Linked DNA regions of Mus musculus: regions 1 and 2 are each linked to region 3. Evidence: chromatin loops called from intact Hi-C (ENCODE). Cell type or tissue: left cerebral cortex. All regions are shown on one strand. Each heading gives the region's core, and the rest is flanking DNA. Links, peaks and the distances in the headings are about the cores only. Region 1 overlaps Cap2 (CAP, adenylate cyclase-associated protein, 2 (yeast)). Region 2 overlaps Cap2 (CAP, adenylate cyclase-associated protein, 2 (yeast)). Region 3 overlaps Cap2 (CAP, adenylate cyclase-associated protein, 2 (yeast)).

Region 1 (7,637 bases), core at 4,560-7,059, 56 kb after region 3:
GAGCTGGGGCCTCTGTGGTGTCAGGTGCCTGTGTCTGGGAGCGTGGCTCACTGTTCTGTCCCTTGTAGAGTTTTCTACTGGATCTCCGGAGTGAGCTTCGCTCAACCAGAACACAGGCTGCCTTTCACGGTCCCACAGGATGAGCCTTCTAGGATCTTGCAAGTCTCCACATTCTCAGACTTGTGATCTCTTGCTTGTGCCCAGAGTCTCCCTGATCTCCCTTTCCCTCTGGAGGGAATGCTTAAATTCAGTGGAAACTCCTCTCCAGCAAGATCATGCAAAGCAACACAGAATGCTGGGCCAGGGTGAGAGCCCTTTGAGGGATAAGTCCAGAGAGCAAGGCTTATGTAAACAAGGAAGACAGAGAGGTGCCTGGCATCCAATAGGCAGTGTGATTTTGTGCCAACAGCAACCCAAACCCTTGCTAAACAGAAACCTCAGAATCCCTGGTCCCACCTATACCCTCCTGAAACACAACCTCCAGTTAACAGGACTCCCTAGATGGTTTCTCTGTGTGCTGCAGATTCAAAGGCCAAGCCCTCGTATGTTTCCACTGACCAAAAGAAGTTATTATAGGGAGATAGTTTTTTGTTAGTGTAGTAGTTTGGTTGTTCGTTTCTGAGACAGGGTTTCCTGTATTCCAGACTGTCCTTGGAGCCCCTGTAAAATCAAGGATGACCTTGAGTTTCTAATCGTCTTGCCTCCACCTCTTGAGTGCTGGGATTACAGCCATGCACTGTTCCACCCCGTTTATGCAAAACTGCAATTGAACCATTCACTTTGTAACTGCTGGGCAAGCGCTCTACCAACTGAGCAACCTCCCCACCCCCAAGATCATTATGGTACACAAATGAATGCAGTAATGTAGGCCATACTGGAAAATAATTAGACTCCTGGATGGTCAGGAAAGGCCACGAGGCTGACACTTGGAAGGATGTGAATAAGAGGTGGTGCATGCCTTTAACCCCCAGCACTCAGGAGGCAGAGGCAGGTGAATCTATGTGAGTTTGAAGCCATCATGGTCTATAGAGTAAGTTTCATGGCAGCCAGGGATACACAGAGAAACTCTCCCTCAGAGAGAGAGACAGAGAGAGAGACAGAGACAGAGAGGAGGGGGAGGAGGAGGAGGAGGAGGGGGAGGAGGAGGAGAAAAGAAAAGAAAAGAAGAGGAAAGAAAAGAAAAGAAGAGGAAAGGAAGGAAGGAAGGAAGGAAGGAAGGAAGGAAGGAAGGAAGGAAGGAAAGGGTGATTCCAGGCAAAGAGTTCAGTGTGTGTACATCCCGTTTGCCTACACAGCTTTTCCAGGCAAACTGTAAAGGCTAGTAGTTTTGCAGAGCTGGTGAAGGCAACTTTGTAGTTATGCTCAGAAGGTTGGGTCATAGGTAGCCACAAGGCTTGTTACTTTCACTATAGGTTGCTAAGCAGAAAGTTACAAGCTGGAGAAAGTGCTTTGAATTGTATTTGATACATGAGAGAGGGAAGAGCCCAGGGAACCCAGTACAGCTTAGGAGGCTCGTGATCAATGTGTGACCTAAAGAAGAAACAGAGCAGAGGAGGCATAAATGGGGGCAAAGGTGGTGATGGTTTGGGGAGGGAAGGTAGAGGAGAACTCAAGTCTAGTCACAAAATTTCCAACCTAGATTTTTAGGGAAAGCAATAGAACCAGGGTATCATTGCTAGGAGCAGCCTAGGAAGAAGCAGGAAAGGAGGAAAATGCCTGCTGCTCGACTGTGTTTGAGGAGCCCGTGAGGCATCTCAGAAAGAAGGGAAAGCCTGGCACACATGCTATAAATCGTCTCAAGAGAGGAAGAGATAGACAAAGCATGGCAGGGATAAAAACCCGAGGCCCGCCATTCCTTAAAGGATCTATCAAGGAGACAATGAAAAGATAGAGTGGGGAGAGGTGTCTTACAGCTGTAAGAAGGATGGCCTGGCCACCAATGTGAGTGGTGGCCTGGGAAAGACCTTGAAAAGGCTGTCAGCGTCCAGAATATTGGTTAATTTCCAATGAGATTAGGAGGTTCTGGCTAGTATGGTCCATAGACTGTGGCTTCCATTTGTTAATTCGATTAAAGAAAGAAAGGCTAGGGCATCGGTGAGGCACACCTCTGTTGTGTCCATCCGATCTTTCCCAGGGAAGATTAAGTGAGGAGGCTAACCCTGCCTGGATGTAGACAAATCTATCCAGTGGGCTGGAGTCTCAGAACTGAATAAAAAGGGGGAGAGGAGAACCTGAACCGAACATAGGCATCTCCCTCGCTCTACTTCCTGATCCACCTGCATGTAAGCTAGCTCTCACCTAGCACAGTTTCAAACCAATCCCACAGCCATATCTTCTGGCCACAATGGACTGTGATCCCTTTAAACTGAGTGACAAAGGAAAGCTTTTCTCCCTTAAGTTCTGTTAGCCAGGCACTTTATCGCTGGGGATGCTAAGGTAAGTAACAGCATCCAGAACTGCTAGTGTCACTTGTTACGGCATCCAGAACTGCTAGTATAACACATCACTTGTTACGGCATCCAGAACTGCTAGTGTAACACATCACTTGTTACAGCATCCAGAACTGCTAGTGTAACACATCACTTGTTACTAGTGACTTTCGGGGAGGGGCTTCACAAAGTGAGGGGGGAAGAGTAGACACAACCTTGAAGAACTAAGGAATCGGGTTTTCGCATAATGAGCTCCTCCTGATTATCTGCAAACCAATTGTCTAAACCAACAGATGACTGCTCAGAGATTCAGGGTCTGCCTGAAGGTTTTAAGGTCAATGTCAGTATAGATCTATTTTAACCCATGATGTATCTTCAGTAGACTGTACGTACATCCAGAACAGTAGGATAGCCTCATGTAGAATTAACAAAACTATGGCACTTTGAGATGTGTGTTTATAACTGTTTCTATTGTCTCATAAATACCTTTGGGCTTTGGTGTTTGTTGATAAGAAAGTATAAATATTTTAGAGTATTTGTCTCTCTCCATAAATCAAAATAGTAGTAGCTTTTAAAACTGTCTGATTTAATAGTTGAGATTATTCTGTTTACTTGAAAATTTTTACAACCAAGAACTCAAAGTCTCTGAAGTTTGAGGAGTCAGGAGTTAATTCTCATTCCTAACTTATTTAAACTACATCCTGGGGACTACTTTAATAACATATTCAGTTAGAATCCCATGTTTGAGGTGGGCAGAGTAGCACATACCTGTAATCTGGACACTCAGGAGGCTAAACCCAGAGGATTGTTACAAGCATGAGACCATCCTAAGCAACATAGCCAGACCCTGTCTCAAAAGTAAATTCATTTTTATCTATGTGCACTGCTGTTTTGCCTGCTCGTGTGTCTGTGTGACAGTCAGTGTCAGACCTCCTGAAACTGGAGCTACAGACAGCCGTAAGCTGCTGTGTAGGTGCTGGGTCCTCTGGGAGAGCAGCCAGTGCTCCTGATTGCTGAGCTCTCTCTCCATCCCCAGATGATTTCATTATTGTTACTTTGTTTCCTTCATTTATAGCATCGACAGACACAGTGTAATTGAGGATTCTTGTCATTTATTCTTTCACACAGGACAAGACTATGAGACAGTTGTGATTTAAGGGTGTGGCCGGGCAAAAGTGTTCTCCACAGGAGATATGAGCATACTTGTGGGCTCCTTTTCTGTTGCTATAACAAAACACTCCACGTTGGGTCCTTTATAAATAAAACATATTCTTTAGTTCAGAGTTTTGGAGACTGGAAGTCCGAGATTGGAAAGCTCTATCTATTTGGACTTGGGGGGTGGGGGACTTCTCCATGAGAGTGGAGAGATGGCTCAGCGGTTGAGAGCACTGGCTGCTCTTCCAGAGGTCCTGAGTACAATTCCCAGCAATCACATGGTGGCTTACAACCATCTGTAATGGGATCTGACACCCTCTTCTGGTGTGTCTGAAGACAGCTATAGTGTGTTCATATACTTAAAGTAAATAAATAATTCTACTCCATGGGCCACCATGCCGTGTCCCAACCTCTCTGCAGAAGCATCTAAAGATCTGTACTTCCGCCGTGATACTTATGTTTATATCAGTAAATGATATCAGTTGATGAGACACCTTCTGGATCCCAGGTCCTGGGCCCCGTGACTGGCAGACAGCAGTAAGATGAATAAGAAAGTACCCCCTGAGTTCTGGAATTGGCCAAGCCAAACCCAGATTCACCAGCAAATATCTGTGGTGTGATGCGAATTATTGTACCAGTGTTCTGGGGAGTCTCTGTCCAGGGGAACAGGAACTGTCCTCCCAGAAGAGCTCCAGAAGGGGCTGCAGGATGGTTGTCGCTAAAGGGCATGCTCTATAAGCATAAGGACTTGCACCCATGTGAAAAGCCAGGTGTGACACTTATAATGACAGCTCTGAGGAGAGGGGAACAAGCAGACCCCTGGGGCTCGCTGGCCAGCCTAGTGTAATTGGAAGCCCCAAGCCCCAGTGAGAGACCCTGTCTCAAAACACTAAGGTAAATGACCCCTAAGGAATATCAGCTGAAGCTGACCGCTGGCTCCTCTAGCACATACACCCATGTGCATGCACAAACACATGCTTGTACACCCATGTGAACATGTAACACACACGCACATGCTCTACTCCAAAAAAAACCTATGAAAAGATTGGAGCTGAACCCTGAGGGATCTGGAAGAGTCTTCCAGTTCACAGAAGTGAAGCCTTCTAAACTAAGCCATGGAGAGGCAGGGTGGAGAGGTAGAGGCCTGTCTGGAGGCACAGAAGTGTCTTTTCTGCCCTGAGGCTATGAGCTCACAGAAGAGGCACCCAAGGGTCCCCAGCGATTGCCCCCAGGGCTTTAGACATAGATGATGCCCCTGCCCACTTCCACCTGACCAGCTACAGTCATTAACTATAGGTTGTGTCCAGTATCAATGGGCCCTGTGAATGTATGTCTTTATTTCTATGCCAAGACAGTGATGAGAGTGGACAACGCATTTTTACACTGCTCAGTGACAGTCCCCTGTCCTGCCCTGGCCACCTGCTGCCTCTCATCTTTAGATGACATGAACTGATATTGAGTCTGATATCATGTTAAGAAAAAAAAAAGGGTTTTCTTAAGAAAAGAGGGAAGATATGGGTTATCCTGTACATGTGATACAACACTTCATGAAATAATGCACAGAGCTGATCCCTGGCCCCTGTCTACCAAACCTGTCATTCAAACTAAGTGAATTGCAACCCCTGGGGATCGGCTCAGTGGTTGGAATTGAAGTCCATGTTGCCCTGTGTTTGCCCAGGTTACCCTGTGTTAGCCCAGGTTACCCTGTATCAGCACATATTACTCTGCATTACCAACACCTCAACTCTTAAGCTCAAAAGATGACACTGTTGGGTATTTTCATTTAAAATGTAAAAATACCTATACAACATTAGTGATCTCTCTAGCAGCCCTTAGCTTGCCTTTGTCTTCATGACTGTTGTTTCCAAAGTGCTGGTCTTTCAAGGCAGCACAGTCATCTCTTTAGGATCCTAAAATCCAACTGAAAAACAAAAAACCTTGAGTTCCGTGACAAAGTAAGCCTCAACCAGCCCAATGAAGTCACTGTCCAGCTGAGTCAAAGCGTGAGTCGCTCTTGGCATTTATTTATACAGCCGTTGGCTCTCCAGCGTGCTCTCTTTGATGAGTAGATGTGGCTATCTTTAACTCTGGGAAGCTTTCCCACGGAAATTTTATTTTCCCTTCTTTTATGAGAAACTGTATTTTCGTGTTGCTGATGCCGGCAGTCAAGAAGAAAAGACGACTTGGAGAGTCCAGATTTGGTGTAGGTTTCAGCTGCAGAGCAAGGTCAGCCTCATAACCACAGCCACTTAACAAGATGGTTTCTCTCAAATGCCTAGCCCGCACCCGTGAACGAGACCGTGCCCCACTTACTGTCTCTGCTGGGATGCCCTGGTCCACTTTTATCAAAAAATCCTACCTTGGGCATGTCGAATAAAAATCAATTTTGGAAGGACTCATCTAGACACTCGAATTAAGACGTGAAGCACAGATCTAATTTTACCGGCCGGTGTGAGGCATTTACTCTGTCTCTGAAGTGACTTGGTTTTGTTTATTCTCATCAGTTGCAACTCCCTGATTTGTCTACGTCACCAAAGGGGCACTATACAAGATCCACCAGCGGATAACCATCCTGAGATAGAGAAGAGCAAACTCAGAGGCTAGGGTGAAGCACTGAGATATGGGTGCGGGGCTATGGTCATCTTTATGGTTCTGTTTTATTTCTGAGGCATGGTCTCATGTAGCCTAAGCTGGATTCAAACTCCCTTTGTAGCCAAGTGATGGCCTTGAACTTCCGATCTTCCAGCCTCCAACTCCCAAATGCCAGTGCAGTGCTGGGGATCAAACCAGGGCTTCTTTTTGTCAAGTAGGCATTCTTCAGATCGAGCCACATCCTCACCCCAAGATTTGGGTTCTCAATGACCTTCCCTTTCACATCTTGAGATAAGACTGTTCGGAGCCGTGACTTTGAAAAGAACTAATCCAAACGAGGCCCCATGTCATGTCATAGCTGTGCACCCACCTTTTTATAGCAACTGCATATAAGTATTATAGGACTTTGTGGGAATCAGAAACCTCCATCGTGTTCAATATCCCTTAATAAAGAGAAAACAGCCTTTAAATTGGCTTTCCAAACGTTATTAATAAGCATGTCCTTAAAATATTATGTAGCACTTCTCTGTGGTATTATTAACAATTCTGTTTTCTTGGAACGGGTCCCGGGAGCTTTCTTTTCCTTGGCAGAAGTCTCAAAATCCTAACAAGTGGTAGAAAGAATTCAGCCCGGAGCCATGAGTCCGAGCCGGCTTGCACTTGCGTTGCTAGGATGTGCATCCTTCCGTTGCTATGCAGAGATGTATCTGTTTTATTTCATTATTTTCTTATCTGTGTGTGTGGTGTGCATGCATCTGAGTGTATGGGGGTGTGCACCTGCCTGCAAATATGTGGAGGCCTAAGCAGAACGTCCAGTGTCCCCGCCACCCCCCACCACAACTCTTTCTTCATTGCCTTGAGACAGGGGTCTCTATTCCACCTGGCTCTCTTTCACTGGACCAGGCTCACCATCTTAGCTAGGCTGACTAGCCTGTCTCTGCTCCCCAGTGCTGGGGTTACAGGCACACATAACAATAACCCATCTTTTATGTGGGTGCTGGAAATCCAAACACAGGTCCTCGTGTCTCGAAGAAAAAGCACGCTTACCCACTGAGCCAAATCTCCACAATCATCTTTCTTTGTTATAATTGTAATGGAACTGTGACATTAGTGTCGATGTAAAATCTGCCGGTTCACAAGGATGTTCTTTATGTTTGGAAACATGTTGATCTGACTGCCATTGATCAAGATGCAGAAATTGTGTGTGTGTATGTGTGTGTGTGTGTGTGTGTGTGTGTAGCCAATCACAGTGGCACACACCTGAGATCCTAGCAGTTGAGAGACAGAGGCAGAAGGGTCACTGACAGCCAGTTCTACATCGAGTCTCATGGCCAGCCAGCCACACAACAAGAACATGTCTCAGGAGGGGTGAACTTCCGGGAGTGGTGGTGTACATCTGTGAACCCAGTACCACAGAGCCACAAGCAGGGGGATCTGACATTTAAGGTGTACAGTGAATTT
Region 2 (7,637 bases), core at 753-3,252, 62 kb after region 3:
GTTTGCAAGTAGACCCTACCTCTCATCAGCCTGGTGCTTCACACAGATCTAATCCCAAAGCTTCCACTCACGGAATGAGGGGAGTCCTTGTGCCGGTCTGGCAGTTTCTCAAGACCGAAGCAGCACCCAGCAGAGAAGGGAACCCTCTTCAGTGCCAACCCCCCCACCCCCAGCTTCCCAAGGCAGGACTTACCTCTTTAGAGATCCCTCCAGACAAACTCGCCCTGTGGCAAGCTCTGCCATGTGTCTGCACAGGCCCAACTCAAATCCTGAAGAAGGCAAAATCCACTTTGCTCTAGCGCCCTGTCCTCTGAACTCTACTGCCCTGCATTGCCTACAGCCTCAGGTCCTACTGTTGTCAATGGGCACCCAAGGCACCGGGCCCTGGTGACAGTTCCCACTCAGTCTGGATACCCCAACATATCAGCTACCTCTCCTGATATGTCTACCTTTCAAAGGTAGCTTGCTGAGGATCACTGACTTCCAGTCTCTAGTCCCTAGGACACTGAGACACACACCCCCTCCCAGGACACTTGAGCACTCATTCCGTCAGGAACCAGGATCTGGGCACACGTGAGTTGCTCCTGTAGTCGGTGAGTACAGAAGTAACTGAGCAAGAGGCCAGATTCTACAATGGAGAACCAAGGCATGGCAGAGCCATTGTGAAGGCCGAGTTGATGCTGAGGGCTCCAGTACCAAAGCCAAGAGGCCCAATCTCCCCACCACACGAAGACCATTCCAGACATTCATACAACAACAACCAGGTTCGGGTGTGAGAGGCCAATGTGGAGCAGCAGAGACTAAAACTAAATCAAGCCAGGCATAATGACGCACATTAATGATCCTTGCACAGGGAGGACTGAGATAGGAACAGGTGCATGGGGCTAGCCTGAGCTACATTAGCAAGACTGTGTCTCAAAAAGGGAAAAAAGTCAAAGATGTTATATTTCTCTCCGTGCTTCCATCACATGTATTCTAAGTGGAGATCCAGGGAAACTGCTATTTAACAAGGTAATCCATCTAGTCTTTCATTTGACCCGTCATCTGACTTAATATAATATTTGTATTAATTCTTTGAGAATTTCATATATGCTTACAAAGTATTTTGATCATATTTATTTCCCCCTACCCCCAACTCCTTTTCCTAACTCCCTCTAGATTCACCATTTTCCTTTCCACCCCACCCCCAACTTCCTGTGTACCAGTGACTTTAAATAAACAAAACCCAGATCGGGTAAGTAAGATGGCTCAACACCAAGCCTGATCAACCAGGGTTCCATTCCCAGGGAAGAAGGAAAGAGACGACTCCTGTAAGTTGTCCTCTGACCCCTGCACAAGCCTCATGAGATGCATGGGCACCTGCATAAATGAACAATCACAACTTCTTTTGTTAATGTATCTGAGCCTGGTAGTAAACACCTGCAATCCCAGATCACGGAAGGTGGAGGCAGATAGGTCAGGAGTTCAAGGTCATCTTTGGCTAGATTGTGATTTCCAAGCCGATGTGGTACACAGGGAGTTGGGGGTGGGGTGGAAAGGAAAATGGTGAACCTAGAGGGAGTTAGGAAAAGGAGTTGGGGGTAGGGGGAAATAAATATGATCAAAATACTTTGTAAGCATGTATAAAATTCTCAAAGAATTAATACAAATATATTAAGTCAGATGACGGGTCTCTGAAAAAATAAAAATCTGAATATAGATAATGGATTTCTGCAAAGGCAGCTTTAAAATCAGCAGATACAGGCTAGAACTGTGCCCCTGGCATTGGCTGCTGACTTCTTGCTAAATGCAAACAGCTTTTCTGGGGTCTCTTTCTTTTCTCTCAGAGGAATTTCCGTACAGCCCAAGTGACATCATCCTATTTAAAGGTTCATCTCAGCCCACAGGACAGGACGACTATTCCCACACTTATGCCCACACTGCAAGCGCCAAGTGGGGGTGTGTGGGCAAAATACACACACACACACACACACACACAGAGGAGTATGCAGCCCACCCTGCTTGCATTCTCCAGTTAGTATTTCTGCCACAAAGCCTCGACTTGGGAAATTTTAACAGATTCGTAGGTATTTCATGTGTTCCAATAAATCTAGAGCTAAATCCTGCCTGAGCAGTCCGTCAGTACTAAACCAATGAAAACATTTGGCACCAGAGAATCCTTCCTCAACCCCCACCCCCACCCCCATCCCAGGGCCTTCCTCCCTCTTTCACTGGGTTTCGGGTGGGATCCATCTTGCTGGCTGCTGCCCACTAGGTGCCAAGCCACAGAGGTCTGTAACAGGTACAGAAAAAAAGAAGGCAGGAAAGCTTAGCTCCTCCGCTGCGTGCGGGGGCAGCCCGAAGAGATTCAATTCAGGGAAGGTCTAATCAGTTTGGTTTCAAGTCCACTGTTCGGCAAAAGCCCCGGAATGCTAATTGGAAAGTAACCTTGGAAACCGGAGCCTGGTACCCAGCGAATGTTGTACAAATGTGGCTGGACCTCCGAAGGGCACGTCCAGGGCAGCATTTCACAGGCTCCAGGCGCCTTTGTGTGGGAGATTTTATTTTCCACATTTATCTCTGTAAACCCTCTCTGTCGGCTGTCACCTACTGAATATGTCAAAGTCCCCAGAAGATGGGATATGGTTTGTCCATTGCTGCGACATCTCCCAGCCTGTTCCTAAAATACGGAAGCCACAAAACAGAGTGCCTGCAAAGCAGAAGTGTCTCGGATGATGGGGGAGGGGACTGCCCCTCTGTGGCTGTGTGGATAATGATGTGGTTATGAGGAAGCCTAGTATTCTGTGGCTCTCAGTGTGTCTGTCACTGAGGCCTGGGATACGGCCTGACATGCAAAGCTTATGCTGTGTGTCCTCTATGAGTTTGAGCAGGTCCCCCAAATTTCATCTCAGTAACATGACAGAAATCATTTAGGATCCCGGGGAGAAAAAAAAAATTGATTAGTCTCAAGAACTATGAAACCATTTCTGCTTGACCCCAGAATCCTGAAGGAGTCAGGATGCTCCTCCTTAGGAAAAACAAAAACAAAAACAAAAAACAAAGAACAAAAGTGCAGTAAACTGTAGCTCCGGGAGAGGAGACTTCCGCCTCTCAGAGGCTCAGAGATACACATTCTGAATAAGAGAAGAGTCTTTTCTATTCACAGCGATTCTGTGCTGAATAGAGATTATGTAAGTGCTTGAAAATAGCTGTTTTAAAAGACAACTGCAGATTAAAACTTCCTGACTTTGACATCTCATCATACCGAGTTGTTTATGAAAATAAGATTATGCTGTGCTCATTAGCATTTGGCACTTATATAAGGTTTCAATCCTTGTGTTTGGTACGGAAAACACACAAACTACTCTATCTCCCCCAGTTTCTTAGTTTCCTATTACATCATATTTTGAGACAGGGTCTTACTGGGCAGACCAAACTTACCTCGATATGAAAAGCCCAGGATTGTCTGAAACTAGTCATTCCCCTGCCGCAGACTCTCAGTAGCAAAATGCCTGGAATGTCCCACTCCCCTTAGGTCTGCCGCTTTAAAATTTAATTGGCTTTTAATTCCTTTTCATAGGTATATAGCTATATGTCGGTGCTTATAAATATTAATATGAAGAAGAGAGGTCTCAATGCTTAAGAGAGACTCCCTGCTCTCCCAGAGGACCTGAGTTTGATTCCTATCGCCCATGTCAAGCAGTTCACAATTGACTACAACTCCAGATTCAAGGAAACTTACTTACATTAGCTGACAGAAGCTGAAAGAGCAGTCAGTGCTCTTACCCACTGAGCCATCTCTCCAGCCCTGGGTTTCATTCTTATCCAGAGCCTTGGACATGAACATGGGCCTGTGGATATTTGTATGCTGATGACTTTGCAGTGAGATTTCTAAACATGCAGGACCCACCCAACAGACTGTGTGTTCCCAAGAACACACCCCCTGATCCAGGACCTTCCAAAAGGCTCTCGATGCATGGCTATGCCTCCGGGACCCTGTTGGAGAGTCTTGAACCCCTGACAATCCCAGCCAGAGCTCTGGTCTCAGCAAAGCTCCCATCTTCTGTCTCCCACAGGGTCCTGTGGCATCCACAGCGTCAGCGTTTTCCATCCTCTCCTCTGGGCCTGGTCTCCCGCCACCACCTCCACCACCACCTCCTCCTGGGCCACCTCCACCCTTTGAGAATGAGGATAAAAAGGAGGAGCCCTCCCCTTCTCGCTCAGCTTTATTTGCCCAGCTCAATCAAGGAGAAGCCATCACTAAAGGTAAGAAAACAAATCCTGGAAACCAACCGACTCCCTCTCCCTTTGACTCTAGGCATATGGATTCTCCACAGCCTCAGGGAAATGTATGCCATTCCACCACCATCCTTAGGATACAGGGAGAAGGAGCTGCCTCTTGAGGTGAGAGCCCGGGTGCTCTCCAGCTCCAGGAACATAGGCTTCATTGGGCTGCAACACAGACCAGTAAGAACTCTGAGATTCCAGGTGCTCAGCTGACCAATGGTTGGTGCCTCCTTGGCCCCAGGGCTTCCCCACCAATCTCCAAAACCAAGTCATCAAGGGCAAATGACATAAAAATGGCAAATAGTACCTATCCTACCTCTTGGAAGGTCTACCATTGGACTACCTTTATCTTCATATGGCAAGTAGTTGGTTATTTGAATACAAATGTTTAACATTTATCAGGATCAAAAGTATACTCATGCTAGACAATATAGTCATGTGGCCAAAAAGGTCTATTGTGGGTATTTTTGTTTTGCACATTTAGTAAGATTGAGGCTATAGAGGTTGCTCCACATGGGGCTGGAAGCTAAGAACTCAAACCTTCACATTTATTCCTGGCTCAGACCTGTGCTGCTCATCGCTCTGAAACTCACTTTCGAAGTAAAGGGATGGGCTTCTAACTCTAAAGCTGATTTCAAACTCTGGAAAAAAAAATACTTTCTGGGGGTGGCATAGCATTCTAAACCATACTTAATTAATGATTTAGCTGTGTGTCAACCAGGCAGTCTTTAGGGGCTTAGATGGCTTGAGGAATTGTAGGGGTTTTTTTGATTGCTTTTTGCACAGTAGGGGTGTCATCTCTTTAAAAACAGGGTTCTTTGCCGTGTTCATTATTTTTCTTATGACTGTGACAAAATTCCTCATAAAAGCAACTCAAGGAATGATCTGTCTTGGCTCACAGTTTGAGAGGACACTGTCCATCCATCGATAGGGAAAGTCATGGTGGTGGCCGGCAGCACAGGACTGCTTGCTCCTATCATAGTGGGTCAAGAAGCAGGGGGCATGAACACTGGTACCCAGTTCATGCTCTCCCTTTACTTCAGGCTGAGGCCTCAGCCCATTGCATGGGTCATCCCTATTTGGGGAGAGGCTTCTCTGCTCAGTGATGAATCTACGCAAATTCTCTCACAGACACGCCCAGAGTTGTGTCTCCTAGGTGGTTGCAAACCCAGCTGAGTTGACCCTTCATCTTCTCACTTCTTGGTAAAACAGGAAGCAGACAGGAAGTGGACAGGAAGTGTTGGCCAGGCTATGGTATTTCAGGACCTGCAACCAGTGACTTAACTTCTTCCAGCGAGGATTCACCTTAAACTTGTGATCGAATCTAAAGGTTCTCCAACCCCGCAGAGGAGTGTCTTGATCTAGAGACCAAGTTTTCCATGGGCCTAGAGGGACATTTATATCCTAAAAATAATGCTCTTTAAACACACACACACACACACACACACACACACACACACACACACACACACACGGCGTTTCTTTCAGTCTAAACTTACACAGGATTCAGTCTCCGTATATGGACCTGAAACAATAGTTCTTACACACCTCACCAAAAGTTCTCCTGTACTTTATATGGTGGGCACTTATTTCCTTCTTCATAAGATGGGATGATTGTACCTACGCTGTGCCACCATCTGTTTTAGTTTCTTCTCTGTTGCTGTGACAACAGTGACTTCAAGGGAGAAGGGCTTCCAATCCCAGGTTACAGTCCATCCTTGTGGGGAAGTCAAGGCAGGCACCCGAAGCAACTAGTCACATCACAGTCAAGAGCAGAGAGAAGGTGAACACACGCATGCATAGTGTTCAGCTAGCTTTCCCTACTCTTATATACTCCAAGGCCCACAACCAGGGAAGGGTGCCGCCCATTTTCAAGCTGTTCTCATACCAGTCAAGACAATCCCCCACAGACATGGCCACAGGCCAACCTGACTTAGACACTTTCTTATTGAGATTCTCTCCCCAGAGCATCCTTCCTTAGGGTAAGTTGACAATTAAAACTGCCCTGCCTTCCTAGGGCTCCGGCATGTCACAGATGACAAGAAGACATACAAGAATCCCAGCCTGAGGGCTCAAGGACAGATTCGCTCTCCAACCAAAACTCACACGCCGAGCCCCACATCTCCAAAATCGAATTCTCCTCAGAAACATACTCCAGTGTTGGAGCTGGAAGGGAAGAAGTGGAGAGTGGTAAGTATAATCCTGTGACATGATTCGCCTCACTAAAACCATCTTCTAAACACCTCAGACCTCTTCCAAAAGACATGGGAACTTCCAAGTGAAACGTAAGATGCAAAAAAAAAAAAAAAAAAAAAAAAAAAAAAGATGCCAAAATGAGAAACCAGGCACGTCTACAGTCTTGCATTCTTTTTTTTTTTTTTTTTTTTTTTTTTTTTAAAGTAGCTGCTATGGAGTCTTTCCTTCTACTTTGTAGAACTACTTTTGGTTTGGTTTGGTTAGGTTTTTTTGAGACAGTGTTTCTCTGTGTCACCCTGGATGTCCTTGAACTTGTTCCATAGATCAGGCTGTCCTCAAAGATCTGTCTGACTCTGCCTCCCGAGTGCTGGGAATAAAGGTGTGAACCACCACCACCTTGTTTAAAACTATTTTTTAACTGTGGTAAAAATGCACATAACATTCACCAGTAACTACTGTTTCGGTAACTATTTCATCTCAAATTGGGGTTTCTACCATGCCTTGGATCATTCGGTCACCAGATAAAAGATACACAACCTTTATATTTATAATAAGCCTTATTCAGCACGGGAGCTGGGCAGATATCCACCCTCTATGCTATCGTGTCTACTTCCCACAGAAGACCCAGAGTGAAAACTTGCTGTGTTCCCCGTGGGCTGCTCTCAACTCCAGCTGGCCAGGCCTCATGACCATGTTTTCATAACTCACTTACCCATGGCGACTTCTCCTCTCTCCACCTACTTCTCTCTCCCTGGTGTGATCTGCTTCCTCAGACCCCAAGCCCTGGAACCAAAAACCCTGCCTATCTCCTGTCCGGCTATAGGCTGTACACATCTTTGTTCACCAATGAGGGATAACTTGGGGTGGGGGGGGGGGGGGGTTGGACAAGGTTACATAGTATCACTTGGGTCTATGTGTGGCTTTTCTCATCCCTGGGCAACCAGGCCTTGTATTTAGCTTACAGCACATAGCAAAAGACCAAATCTCAAGAAAGCATCTTTAAGTGCACATCCCTGTGGTGCTGCTGGGTGTTTATACTGTTGGGTTTCCATCCCTGGCATTCACTGCAGGATATTCTTTATCTTGCAGAACTCAACCTGTTAGACAGTGGCTCCATTTCCTCCAGCCCTCCAGCCCCTAGCCACTGCCAGCGTGTTTCCTTCCTGTGAGCGTGA
Region 3 (7,637 bases), core at 1,649-4,148:
GTGTCCTAAATAATACCAATCCCAGCTCAAAATCTGAAAGAGTATTCAAGACCAGAAACTTTGGACTTGGCCCACCCTGACTTGACTTCCAGGTCTTGTACACATTAGCTCCACTAATCCAAATATGAGAATAATAAACTCTCTCATCTCTTCAGCTGTAAGGATCTTCTGTCTTTTTCTAAGTAGCTACTGGAGAATTGACCTGGCTAAATCCACCAGATGTTTCCACTGAGCCACTGTAGCCAAACTAACTTGTCAAGTAGTCCACCTGCAATACGGCCAATTAAAGCTTCTAAGCTGTGCTTTTTCATCTTTGAGGTATGAAGAGTAATCCCTAGAGTTATGAGGATTCGATGAGAAAAAGCAGGAAAGGGTCAGGTGACTTAGAGAGAGCCCAGGGTTAGTCAGTATAGTCCAACCGTTTCAGCAAGCAGTCACCATATCTCAAAAGCTTACCGGAGTAACCCTTTCCTTCTCAGAGAAGGTCTACTCTGGCGTTTGTTATGGTTCATTCTTTGGTCATTCAAGGAGTGGGCATCTTCTCTCTTGAGTCCTCCACCACTGTTAGATCCTTAGCTCTGACTTAGGTGAGACGATTACAGGATTACTTCCTAGAGTATTTTAATGGGCTGGGCTGGGCTGGAAGCATCTTAGGTCATCTTCATTTAGACTGGCTATTCCTAGTTGCAAAACAAAGTCAGAAAATTCAATCCACTGGGATGCATAGAAGGAGGAATTAACGGCTTTTCCCGGCATCTAAGACTACCAGAGTAGATCTCTTCATCTGGCTATAGAGAAATCTTTCTCAGAGCACAAGTGCAGTTTTTTTTTTAAGACTTACAAGAATTTTCTAGGCTAAAAGGGCATTTCCCCAGCCATCTTGGGGGGAGAAAAAAAAAAGGCTTTACTCTTCGTTGCTTTTCTCATTTCTAACAAAATACCCAACAAAAGCAACTTAAAGACAGATTGAAGGATTTGTTTGGCCCCCAGTCTAAGAGTGCAGTTCGTCATGTGGGGGGTGGGATGAGGAAGGGATGTCAGCCAGTGGGCATGTGGGGTGAGAGAGCTACCCATAGCCAGGCTGGGTCTCCCCTTCTCAGTTAAATCCTTCAATACCTTCACCTATACTCCTAACATGGCGGCTCCTAGGTGACTCCAAATCCAGATGACAATGAAAATTAACCATCTCAGCTTTTAAAAAAAAATCCAACAGTTGGATGTGTTTGCTGCATTTGCACATGCGTAGAGCTGTTTCGATGCAAACACTTCCTAGCTCCTTTCACACCATGTAGTTGAGTCCAGCCTCATTTGCCCGTGGTTCACCGGGGCCATGAGAAGTCACATAATTGCCCAATATTTCATAATGCCGAAGTAGTCATGTGGCTTTGATCTCAGAGCGTGTCTGGGGTAAATTACTTGGTGTTAGTGGCAGGTCTGGAAATTGTAAGGGAAAAAGCAAATGACTGAACAAGGCCAAACTCTGCAGTGTGTCTGAAGTTCATGCCCAGAAAGCGTCATGGCGTAGCTGCTGAGTCTTCTTGAAGGACTTAGCCATGATTAGCTTCATTAAGTTCTGCTGTCAGGGCCCATGACCAGACAGTAAATAAAATTAGGATAATTTTTGGTGTGTGTGGGGAGAAGGGAGAAGGGGGGACAGGGGGCATGTCTCAGTGATCATGCTAGGCAGGCTGTCTAGCCCCCAACACTGTGACAACAGGTACACAGCACCATAGCTGACTGCTTCCTGAGTGCTGGGAGGGGGTAGGGGAGTGGGGTGATGGGGGTGTGGGGAAATGGGGGGCTGGGGGGTTAGGGGGTAAGGGGTGGGGTGCTAGGGGGCCTGGGTGTGTGTCTGAGACCAGCTACTCTTGTAGAGCTGTTTCTATACAAACACTTCCTAGCTCCTTTCACACCATGTAGTTGAGTCCAGCCTCATTTGCCCGTGGTTCACCGGGGCCATGAGAAGTCACATAATTGCTCAATATTTCATAATGCCGAAGTAGTACATGTCAGGCACTTAACCAAATTAGCTGTCTGTCAGCCCATATTTTAATGGACTTCTAAATACATAATTTTTACATTTATTTTGAAAACATTTTTTAAAAAAAAAAAAGAAAAGAAAAACTGTAAGAAAAAAATTTTAAATGTAAAACCCTGTCCGTATCTTCTCTGCGCTATCCTGCTCAATTGTCTTCATTTCATAGTGTGGCCTGGATGGACCACTCTGAGGTGTAGCTACTCAGAATCTAACCAGTGGCTCCTTTTCAAATTGACACAAGATGCTCACTTCATGAATGCATTCCCTGTGTGACCAACTCAAAGGCACCCGAGGGCAGTAACGCATGCTTTAATTTCTGTAGAAACATGCAAACTAAAGCTAAATAATATATATATATACAACAGGTCAAAAATTTGTCTTCCTGATAGAAGGCTGGGTAATATTTGGTTTTGGTTTCGTTTGAACCAAGTTTCTTGCAGTGTATTCTCGGCTGCCCTGGTACTCACTATATATACCAGCTTAACTTCTAAGTCATGGCAATTCTCCTGCCTCGGCCTCCCCAGTGCTGGGATTACAGGCATGCATCACTGTGCCTGGCTTAGCAGCTTGGGTTTTGTAACCAATAGCCTTATGGGTAGTGTTCCATGTTGTAGACAGAGAAATAAGGAAAGGAAAGGTTGACTTTGCTTTTCCTATTAGTTTTGCTGCACACGGCGTGAAAAGGACCTAAACAATTGCACAGGGGCTCATGATTGAAGGCTGCCGCCCACATTGGCTAGAGATGCGGGCGAACGAAGACTAAAACGCCCTAGAAGGAAAAGAGACATGTCGGTTGTGTGATAGCATCAGGGTCTGCTGGAGTTGACAGCCCGAAGCTAAGCAGGCAGGACTGAATCCCAACAGGAAAGCTAATCGCTGGCTTATCAGGATGCGGGGAGGAGGCTGATCCAAAAGCGAGCAGGTGCTGACAGTCTCTACCCAGACTGTTTGCTTTAGCAGCATAAAGTGGTGACGAGCTGTGAGCGCTGACTGGGACTGGTAGCTTTATAGCTATTTGGAAGCTCAGGGCTGTGGAGGCAGAGAGGATTTGCTAAGATCCTGTCCTGCTGAACTGTCACTCAGGGTGGCTTTGTTGTTGTTTTCGATCTGATAAGGCGGCATGAGCTCATCTGCCTTTGTGTAAGACCTGAATCAGATAAAGAACGGCTGTCCAAAGGAAGTGAGGTGATTAGCACAAACTGCGGATCTGGGCGATTATCTGAGGGGTGAAGGGTTCAGGGAGAAAGAGGTTTTCCTTTGTTTCAACTATCTCACTCCAAGTTTGTTAGAATTTCAGACCGCAGTTGGTGATAAAGGCCAACCAAGGGATAAAACTGCATTTATTTGACTAAGATGATTTTTCGTTACCCTTTTTGTTTGTTTGATGTCAAGATAACTTTGAATTCTTTATAAAATAATTATCAGCTATTTACCATTCTTTACTGAAGAAGAAGAAGAAGAAGAAAAAAAAAAAAAGAAATGGCCTCTTGCGGGCCATCGTAGACCCGATTTAAAAATAAATAAATAAATAAATAAATAAATAAATCGGGAAGGTTACAAGACCACTCTCTTAAGACCTGAATCAAAAAAATCAGATTTTAAAAAGAAGTTGCTGACTCATTCACCAAAGCTTAGCTGCCCTGGAAGAGCCATTTCTTCAGATCTGCTTCTTGGCTCCTGCTTCAGCAAGCCATAACTGAAGTGGTCCTCTCTGGACAGAGCTTCCATCTTCTTACAACCCTGTGTCTGTGAACCCTGCCAACGAGGAGAAGGGAGTTCCAGCTGGCATTCCGATCTGGATCCGCCGTCATAAATTAGCTAGCCAGGGCACAGTCCGTTACTATTTATGGTCATGTTCTATATTTGTATGTGCTGGGGGATGAATCACATGACCAGACCACCATTTGCTATCGGTGTTGACGTATACCAGCCAGGGAGGGTCTCACCGGAGTTTTCCCCATACCATGCTTTTCGTCAGCTCTCAATGGAAAATGCAGCTCCTTTGAGTACTAAAGTTAAAAAAAAAAAATCATCCTGAATAAACTTTATATAATTGTCTTCCCAATGAGACAGACTGCTGTACATGCAGCAAGCTCATTGAGATGCACTCTGCCTTCCAGAGAGTTTCACAGATACGTTCTCAACGGTGCCAGGAGAATGGAGACCAAAATTCCTTTTACATGTTTTTTTTAACTTATTTCCTGACTTGGATGCTAGAGGCTCCTCATACCCATTTGTTTGGGGAAGAGAGAGAGAGAGAGAGAGAGAGAGAGAGAGAGAGAGAGAGAGAGAGAGAACATCTCAAACCGGTTGAGAGAGAATTTTTGACCGTGGACAGGGGCGAGAGAGAGAGAGAGAGAGAGAGAGAGAGAGAGAGAGAGCCTATTAATTAATTCTTTCCCTTTCTGTTCTGCACGGCTTTTCTCCCAGCATAGCTTAATATTTAGTTTCTGGTGACAAATGCCTCGAGAATGTCCCCCAGATTTGATACTTATTCCCTTTTGTAAACAATAGAGGAAAAAAATGTCTTTTGACAGATCTTATGAATTACTTGCGGTGGGAGTCATGCCTCGGTGTCTGGAATCACTTCTGAGATAGATGCTCCCGTAAGCAGTTCCTCTCCATCTCTGCAAGTCTCTGTTCAGACTCCAGCCCTCTTTAATCTTCAACCCAGCAAATTTCTTCTCTAAGCTTTTTTTTTTAAACAAACAGCTATTGGATGCTTGCTCTGACAGAGTCAGTGCCCTTGGCACTTGTACATCATTTATTATTTCATTTGTGCGATTATTGTTCTCTGTGAGAAAGGGATGTTGGTAGTGTGATTTTCACGGTCCATTCAGTCCCGTGTTTTGGACTGGTGAGATAGCTTAGCCAGGAAAGGCGCTTGCTGTGGGACCTGATGACCTGAGGTCTGTTCCTGGAAGGAGAGAACTGACTCAAGCAAGCTGTCCTCTGAAAACTTAGAGCACATGTGCACATGCCTGTGCACACATATGTGCACACCCCATCACCAGCACCCTCATTCACTAAGGAACATATTAGTGCCCTTTGTGTGTATGTTTATGTTGATGCATGTGTTTGTTTACATGCATGTGGGAACCAGAGGTTACCATAAACTCTCGTCCCCAGTTCCTCTCCACCTTATTTAGTCTGTGTATGGACTGAGTGTGCTGTGTGTTTGTGTGTGTGTGTGTGTGTGTGTGTGTGTGTGTGTGTGTGTGTGTGTGTTAGCATGTATAAGGGAGCATGTGTGCGTAAATGCACATGAAGCCCCAAAGGCTAGTTTGATATCAGATGTCCTCTGCCGTGTCTCTCCTTTCTGAGACAGGGTCTCTTGCTGAACCTGAACTTTGGAATCCAGCTGTCCGGCTATCCCTATCACTGCCCTCTGAGTACTAGGATTGCAGACACACGGACATATCCAGCCACTCTCATGTGCTTAGTGGCAATCCCACCTCCTGTCTTCATGCTGGCAGGATTTTATCCATGGTGCCATCTCCCTAGCCCTCCACCTTATTTTTCAAAACAGTGTTTCTCATTGCCCTTGTGCTCCTTGATTCTGCTAATCTGACTTCCCTGCCTCCAGTCCCAGGGCTACAGATGATAGTATACTATGTATCCACACCTCACCTTTATGTAGAAGCTACAAAACACAAACTCAAGTTCTCTGGTGCTATAAACATTTTATGGACTAAGTCACATCCCCAGCCCCTTATCTGCCTTTTGATGCTCTGTTATGGTAGCTTGAACTTCCTGGGCAGCTAGGTTGGTAGTTAACACTTCCTGTGTCCACACTAGTGACTTGTTCATGTGTCGTTTGGGAAACATCTCCCAGTTAAGTGTTCTGTGCACATTTTTTTTCTCTCCTCCACAAGACATGCTAGGAGCTTCAAGTACCTTTCAAGCTAATGTGTCTTTGTTGTTATGACACACTGTGGTCTTAGCAATGTTCGAGTTTAATACAAAGATGACTCAGGCTCCTGGTCACATTAGATTGGTTTAAAGAATAAAAGCTGGGTTAATGAGCCACAGTGGCTCAGGCAGGGAAGCGGAGCAAAGTGACATTTTTATTTAGTATCATCCAGTTGCCCATTAACACACACACACACACACACACACACACACTCACACACACACGTGCGCACACAAAGGAAAAGTGATGTCTGGAGGTTTATTTGGTAAGGCTTGAAATACAAGTTGGGGTACAACTGGCGAAATTGTAGCCACATAATAGTCACATAATTTGAGCCTTGAAAGAATGTTGCTCACAGGAATTTAGGTAAGGGAGAATAAGAAGGACAATCCTGTGATGTTTGGAAGGCCCTTAAACTCCAAGATGACGATACTGTCCCCTCTTATGAAATGAGAGCCTCTGAGGGTGCCGTGGAATGACTCTTCTAGAGGAAGAGCGCTAAGGATGACAAATGATCGCAAGCAGATTTGGGTGACAGATGTAGCTCAAGCACTGGGTGATTATAGACTATACATTCTGGGAAGCACATTGCTGATTAAATTCACAAGGGCTGTGGGGATCCAGCTGGCCTGATATTTAAATGCTATAGGGGGGAAAAGGTGCCAATTAAGGGGTTTCTTCCCTGTGAGGAGTCTTCATGTAAATTGTGAAAGATGGTGCTTTTCTTGTGGCAGTGAAATTGTTGTAAGTGTCCCATCTCTGACCTCCCGAGCAGGCAATGGTGCAGTTTGAACTACAGAAATGGCATCAGAGAACTTCAGTGTTTATTCCATTGCTGTGCAGATGGGCTCTCTATATGGAATAATGGCCAGCACATCGCACAAATTGGATTTAAACGAGTCAAACAACGGGGGGTTCCATCATTTTCTTTGGCCGAGTATCCTAGAGTTGAATTTGGACAGGATTCTTCTTGGAAAGTCATAAATTGGATTATCTTTGCCCGCTGGGAAAGGGCTATAATTTGAAACTTTATATTTTACCAGCTGGAAATAAAGCACAGAGCAGCCCAACTCCACATCATAAAACCTAAGATACAATCAAACCTTTGCAATGAGGGAAGATTGCTCTGAGTCCTAGACATGGTTATAAATATACTAATCAAGTTGGCTATTTGGAGGTTCTAATATATCGTAGCTGCATATTCTCACATGGAAAGTCGTGGGCTGGGGAGATGGCTTCAAGGATAAACGACTTGCTCAGCAAGGTCGAAGATCTTAGGTTGAACCCCAAGACCCTTCATAAAGCCAGGCACAGCAGCAAACATCCATAACTCTGGTAATCCCACGGAGGATAGAAGGTAGAGTCAGGAGAACACCTAGAAACTTGTGAGCCAGCTAATCAGGTGTATACAGAGGAGAACAACAGAAAGACACCGTCTCAAACAGGGTAGCCATTGAGGACTGACACTTGAGGTTGTCTTCTGACCACTGCACATGCCCCCAGGCGTGTGGAGCTGGTCTCTCGATCACTCTCTCATTTGTACTCTCTCCCACACACATATACAAAAGTCTGAGCCATCCCTAAATGAGGACATGTAACTTAGTCATTTCTAAGGAGCTATGGGACCCTTGCTGTCGCTCCGGTGCTAATTTTCTTTGGCATAAAATGTGAGGTTAGACACGGGAC

The links. A loop is a pair of places that touch in the nucleus more often than their neighbours do. Peaks named below come from ENCODE experiments on the same cell type or tissue, not always from the same donor. Only the 100,000 strongest peaks of a DNase experiment are listed, where the experiment ranks them.
Region 1: it touches region 3 in a loop (2.0-fold over the local background); 3 of 42 quality-filtered maps call a loop at or near these places.
Region 2: a loop joins it to region 3, with 2.8 times the contacts of the local background. A loop is called at or near these places in 3 of 42 quality-filtered maps.

Annotation. Positions count from the first base shown.
Region 1 is chr13:46,621,215-46,628,851 of GRCm38, forward strand. The region is part of intron 7 of Cap2 (CAP, adenylate cyclase-associated protein, 2 (yeast)); the gene reads left to right. Among named protein-coding and RNA genes, the nearest start is that of Fam8a1, 44 kb to the right of the region's middle. In left cerebral cortex, for the core only: no CTCF peak of the experiment used is centred there; DNase peaks (open chromatin) are centred at 5,615 and 6,797; H3K27ac peaks cover 860 bases.
Region 2 is chr13:46,631,566-46,639,202 of GRCm38, forward strand. It overlaps Cap2 (CAP, adenylate cyclase-associated protein, 2 (yeast)), which reads left to right. Exons shown (of 13, transcript NM_026056.4): 8 at 4,056-4,245; 9 at 6,284-6,456. Among named protein-coding and RNA genes, the nearest start is that of Fam8a1, 34 kb to the right of the region's middle. In left cerebral cortex, for the core only: no CTCF peak of the experiment used is centred there; DNase peaks (open chromatin) are centred at 1,955, 2,435, 2,672 and 3,149; H3K4me3 peaks cover 266 bases; H3K27ac peaks cover 1,980 bases.
Region 3 is chr13:46,568,326-46,575,962 of GRCm38, forward strand. The region is part of intron 4 of Cap2 (CAP, adenylate cyclase-associated protein, 2 (yeast)); the gene reads left to right. Among named protein-coding and RNA genes, the nearest start is that of Cap2, 70 kb to the left of the region's middle. RefSeq lists an enhancer at 2,995-6,024. In left cerebral cortex, for the core only: no CTCF peak of the experiment used is centred there; DNase peaks (open chromatin) are centred at 2,989, 3,869 and 4,131; H3K4me3 peaks cover 960 bases; H3K27ac peaks cover 1,571 bases.